Regions from separate parts of the Homo sapiens genome. Here region 1 is linked to region 2. Evidence: read pairs that join two places in POLR2A ChIA-PET (ENCODE). Cell type or tissue: GM12878. All regions are shown on one strand. Links, peaks and the distances in the headings refer to the core of each region. The heading gives the core; the rest is flanking DNA. Region 1 overlaps SGMS1 (sphingomyelin synthase 1). Region 2 overlaps SGMS1 (sphingomyelin synthase 1).

Region 1 (2,813 bases), core at 286-2,785, 65 kb before region 2:
AATCATATGTGAAAGTTCATGAAACATAACCTAGCTCTAAAAGCAGTGATTTTCAGATGGGTCTTTGGGTACCCATATCCTTTTGTTTTTCTTTCTCAAATTATCTATTATATCCAGTAGCCACTGTCCACTACATCTCACTATAAAAAAAACTCTACCTACCAGGGGGCTAATTTTTTTTCTCAAATGATGACTGTTGCAAAGATCTGGAGATTTAAGGGCTTGAAATGCTATTTCCCTGAGTATGTTTTTGTGAAATAATAATCTGATAAAATCTTCCAAGCTTTTAAAAAATATATAGCCAAATAAGCCTAGGAATACATACTATAATCTCTCCTGGGGATAGCAGTATGCATTAGGATGTTAAAACCTCCAGGAAATCCTCCAATAAAGAAACTATTTACCAGGATTTCTCAAGCCGACTTCATCAAGGCTGTCCTACTCCTTGCCCCTTTTCCTATAGGACTCATCTCTACTGAATCCCAAAATCTTTTGCTTGTCAGGGTGAGACAGGGTCTTACTCTATTGCCCAGGCTGGAGTGCTGTGGTGCAATCATGGCTCACTGCAATCTCTATCTCCTGGGTGCAAGTGATTCTCCCAACTCAGCCTCCCAGAAGCTGGGACCACAGGTGCATGCCACTGTATCTGGCTAATTTTTAAAATATCTGTAGAGATTGGGGTGGGGGGTCTCACTATGTTGCTCGGGCTGGCCCAAATCTTACTTTAGAAAGAATCCCATCTTACTCTGGGAGTCCCAATCTTACTCTGAGAGTCCACTCTCAGTTTTTCAGTCCATATAACAACCAATCAAGTGGCAATAATAGCTTTTAAAGATATTTCAGACTTTGCAAACAAACTGGGTGTTCCCTCTTCTGAGCATCCATAGTACCGTGCACTTTCCCTGTCACACCTTCCTGTGACTAAGTGTCTGTCTAGACTCCCCAAAGAGCCTACGAGTGAATGTGAAGTAGCTACAATGTTAAGCACCCATAGATCTACATGCCCAGGGCTCAGAAGATAATCAATGTCTGCTCAATATCTTCAAAAATATTCCTTTGACCTAGTAATGTGTAGATGGCTTAATGGAAAACAAACCTGCTGAAAATACCATTGACAATGAAAATGGCTGTAAAACAATTTGGACGCGCAAGGAGAATAAGATGGGCATTCTCTAGAGAAATGTAAAACCAAAGTACATCTCTGACTGCTTAAAAACCACCGTAAAGAATTTCAATTGCCACCAGTACTGCCCAGAGAGTGTCAAGAAGACACACATGCCAAATGGGAGTTCTGGCAGAAGGTCAGGAAGAAAAGGGGAACTCCTTGGCCTCAGACCCAAGGCCTCCCTTCAAACACTCTCAGCAGAGTTAGGAAAACAGCCAAAGGAACCCTCAACATCTTGAAATGGGTATGAGAACTCTAAAGAAATATTCTCAGTGGAGTGTTGAGGCCCAAGGGAGATGAACACAGGCTTTTCACCTAGGTTCTTCATTTCCCCCTTGCCCAGCACAGGAAGCCAGCCAAGATAGGAAACTCCCTGAGAACCACAGGGACCAGACAGAGGCCAAAGTGTTATTTCAGTCCTCTCTGATGAGAGGAAGAGTCACATAATCTCCTCTCAAGAGATAATCAACTTTTTAAGAAATATTTATTTATTTGTTATTTTACTTTAAGTTCTGGGATACATGTGCTGACACGCAGGTTTGTTACTTAGGTATACATGTGCCATGGTGGTTTGCTGCACCTATCAATCCATCATCTAGGTTTTAAGCCCCTCATGCATTAGGTATTTGTCCTAACGCTTTCCCTCCCCTTTCCCCCTACCCTATGACAGGCCCCAGTGTGTAATGTTCTCCTCCCTGTGTCCAGCTCCCATTTATGAGTGAGAACATGTGGTTTTTGGTTTTCTGTTCATGTGTTACTTTGCTGAGGATGATGGGTTCCAGCTTCACCCATGTCCCTGCTATTTATGACAAACCCATAGCCAATATCATACTGAAAGGACAAATGCTGGAAGCATTCCCTTTGAAAACTGGCATAAGACAAGGATGCCCTCTCTCACCACTCCTATTCAACATAGTATTGGAGTCCTATAGGAAAAGGGCAATAAGGCAAGAGAAAGAAATAAAGCGCATTCAAATAGGAAGAGAGTAAGTCAAATTGTCTCTGTTTGTAGATGACATGATTGTATATTTAGAAAACCCTATCATCTCAGCCCAAAAAGTCCTTAGGCTGATAAGCAACTTCAGCAAAGTCTCAGGATACAAAATCAATGTGCAAAAATTACTAGCATTCCTATACACTGATAATAGACAAGCAGAAAGCCAAATCATGAGTGAACTCCCATTCACAATTGCTACAAAGAAAATAAAATACCTAGGAATCCAACTGACAAGGGATGTGAAGGACCTCTTCAAGGAGAACTACAAACCACTACTCAAGGAAATAAGAGATGACACAAACAAATGGGAAAACATCCCATGCTTATGGATAGGAAGAATCAATATCATGAAAATGGCCATACTGCCCAAAGTAATTTATAGCTTCAATGCTATTCCCATCAAGCTACCACTGACTTTCTTCACAGAACTAGAGAAACCTACTTCAAATTTCATATGGAACCAAAGAAGAGCCTGTAAAGCCAAGACAATCCTAAGCAAAAAGAACAAAGTTGGAAGCATCACGCTACCTGACTTCAAACTATACTACAAGGCTACAGTAACCAAAACAGCATGGTACTGGTACTAAAACAGGTATATAGACAATCAACTTTAAAATAGGAAAAAATCAAATGCTAGGAGCCAATTTCATA
Region 2 (2,813 bases), core at 35-2,534:
CTCTGTTAGGATCACCAGGTTTCTTTGCCAATACTGCTTACCCAGCAACTCAGGGGCGGCTTGAGGCCATCAGAGTCTGGAACACCACCGTCTACTTCTGTATGATAAGGAAAGTTAATTAAACTTGAAAGTTAGCTTAATGAAGGCCTCTAAGCACTAGCAGGGCTTAGTCTATGTTAGTAATTTCTGAGAAGTATGTTTTCATCTGTGCGCCAGTCACATTTCACATGCCCCTTATGCTGGAACTGCTGTGCTCCCCTTGGGCAGCCACCACCTGAGAGGGATGAGCTGGCTGTGAATTGTCCCAATGATGTGAGGGGACAGATTTCCTTCCAGATACCCATAGAGAGGCAAGCTGCTGGGGGCAGAGGGTACTAACACTCACTCCACTAGAGGATTCAAGTCACATGTTTATGTGAGGTTTACACAATTCAATGCAATAGGGACACTGAGAAAGAAAATCAAGACCACTTTTCAAAAAAATTCCTAACTTCAATTCTCCAAACTGAAAAAGCGCCTCTTCCTAAGCCATGGAACTTTTCATTGCTGGACCTCTTATTGCCATCTCCCTGGAAAATTAACAGAAATGCAAAACAGTCTGCCTTTATAAGGTAGACAACAGACGGATTGTGAATACTCTGAAATCTTCCCATCCAACCCCTATCACCTACAAAAATTCACACCATTAAGTCAAATACATACAATGCCAATGGCTCTTACGGATAAGCTACACACTGCTATAGCTTGCTTGATACACAAGTGGAAGTGACAGAAAGGGTGATCACATGAAAGCTTTATCTTTTCAGGCAAGGCTGAGAGGGTATAAGAAATCACTAAGATGACAAAATTGACACATTTGCACATACATTTGCTAGGTGTGCTGCTTACACCTTAAGGCATGGAAAAACATATTTAAGAGACATAATATCAAGAGTAAGATTAAAAAATAGAATTACACTGCTTAAGAACAAACATTACATGTTTTTATAGTGGAACAATTCACAAATGCAGAAGTTATATTATTGGCTAATTCCAGACTGATAAGAAATAGATGACTCTTGTTTTCCATGCAACTTATGCCTCCCTCTAATAAGTGCTTCTCACTTTAGTGCATATTCTTCATTCCCTACAAGGCCAAAGTGATATCTGTAAAGACATTTACTTCTCCTAAGATTTATCACCTTTGGAAAACAGGAGCCCTTTTATTTTTAATATTTTAACTATTAAAAAATCTAACTTCCTTATATATCCTCCTTCCAAATCTTACATTTTAAAAAGCATCAGTCAATTCTATTAACCTGGAAAATGTAAATTTGAAAAAAAAAGTTATCTCTTGTGACTGTGCCTAAGGACTGTGCTACATAATTTACATGTATATCTTGTTTATTCCTCTAAGCCCTATGAAATAGAGATTTGGTTTTCACAGATAAAGAAACTTGCCCCAAATCACACAGCAAGTTAAACTGGCAGGGCTGAGATTCCAGCAAAGGTGTATCTGACTCTCAAACCACGATAATATATTCCTCCAGGAAACAAAGCAAATATTTCACCGTGCTGCTGATGATAAAATGTGTACACTGTATACACTTGCAGATTTCAGCATACATTAACTCTCAAAGGCCTTTTATAAACATACTGTTAAAGCTACTTGGTGATTTCGTTAAAGCAAAGATTGGCATTCAAATGTCAGAAACAGAAATACATACATTGAACTTGTAAGCCAGGATTTCTCGACCATAACACTACTGACATTTTGGACAGGATAACTCTTTGCTGTGGGGCCTCTGTCCTGTGCACTGTAGGATGTTTAGCAGTATCCATGGCAGTATCCACTAAGTGCCACTAGCACACCTCCCCAACCCCAGCTGTGACAATCAAAAACGTGTCCAAATATACCAAATTTTCCCTGGGGGTTTAAAATTGCACCCTGCAGAGAACCATTGAGTTAAGCTAATCACCCAAGATCATAACAACTGGTTGAAGACTGTACTGATCTGATTTGGACTGGAGATAAGAAAGAGGTCTCCTAAAACCTAGTTTAGTGAAGATTTCTCATACACCAAACTATAGCTCCTTAACAGAAAGCACTTATTAAACTGGACAAAATGTACAGACTTCAAAATGTGACCATCTCTCTTTTACCACATTGGTAATAGTAAATAAATATAAAGTATCATTTCTCAGCTTAAAAGTTTTTAATTTTTTAATTTTTTTTCTGTGGACCTCATCTGATTGAAAGTCTCTCAGCTTTTACACTAAGGTGAAGACGCCTATTGTTTTTGGACCACTGTTCAAATAACAGTTACTAGACACTCTCCAAAACCTAATTACAGCCAGGCACAGTGGTTCACACCTGTCATCCCAGCACTTTGAGAGGCTGAGGTAGAAGCATTGCTTGAGTCCACAAGTTTGAGTTCGAGACCAACCTAGGCAACACAGTGAGACCTTGTCTCTGCAAAATATTAAAAAATTAGCCAGGCATGGTGGCACACCTGTAGTCTCAGCTACTCAGCAGGCTGAGGTGGGAAGACTGCTTGAGGTTGCAGTGAGTCGAGATCATGATGCTGCACTCCAGCCTGGGCAACAGAGCAAGACTCTGCCTGAAAAAACAACAACTAACCTATTTACCACATTCTGGATATGTGTTTAAACACAAACCCAGAAATGTGCATAATATTGCCTGAAGTAGTAGTAGTGACAGTAGTTAACAGCAGCAACAACAGAAGACTAGGATCTAATATATACAATTTACTATCCGATTCTGCTTTAAGCACTTTACATGGATTATATAATTTAATCCTTCAACATCTTCA

The links. ChIA-PET counts read pairs that join two places held together with the same protein. Peaks named below come from ENCODE experiments on the same cell type or tissue, not always from the same donor. Only the 100,000 strongest peaks of a DNase experiment are listed, where the experiment ranks them.
Region 1: POLR2A ChIA-PET joins it to region 2 with 7 read pairs; 5 of 35 experiments call an interaction of 5 or more read pairs at or near these places.

What each region holds. Positions count from the first base shown.
Region 1 is chr10:50,346,213-50,349,025 of GRCh38, forward strand. The region is part of intron 6 of SGMS1 (sphingomyelin synthase 1); the gene reads right to left. Among named protein-coding and RNA genes, the nearest start is that of ASAH2, 96 kb to the left of the region's middle. In GM12878, for the core only: no CTCF peak of the experiment used is centred there; a DNase peak (open chromatin) is centred at 1,409; H3K27ac peaks cover 1,955 bases.
Region 2 is chr10:50,411,787-50,414,599 of GRCh38, forward strand. The region is part of intron 6 of SGMS1 (sphingomyelin synthase 1); the gene reads right to left. Among named protein-coding and RNA genes, the nearest start is that of ASAH2, 160 kb to the left of the region's middle. In GM12878, for the core only: no CTCF peak of the experiment used is centred there; no DNase peak of the experiment used is centred there; H3K4me3 peaks cover 2,062 bases; H3K27ac peaks cover 280 bases.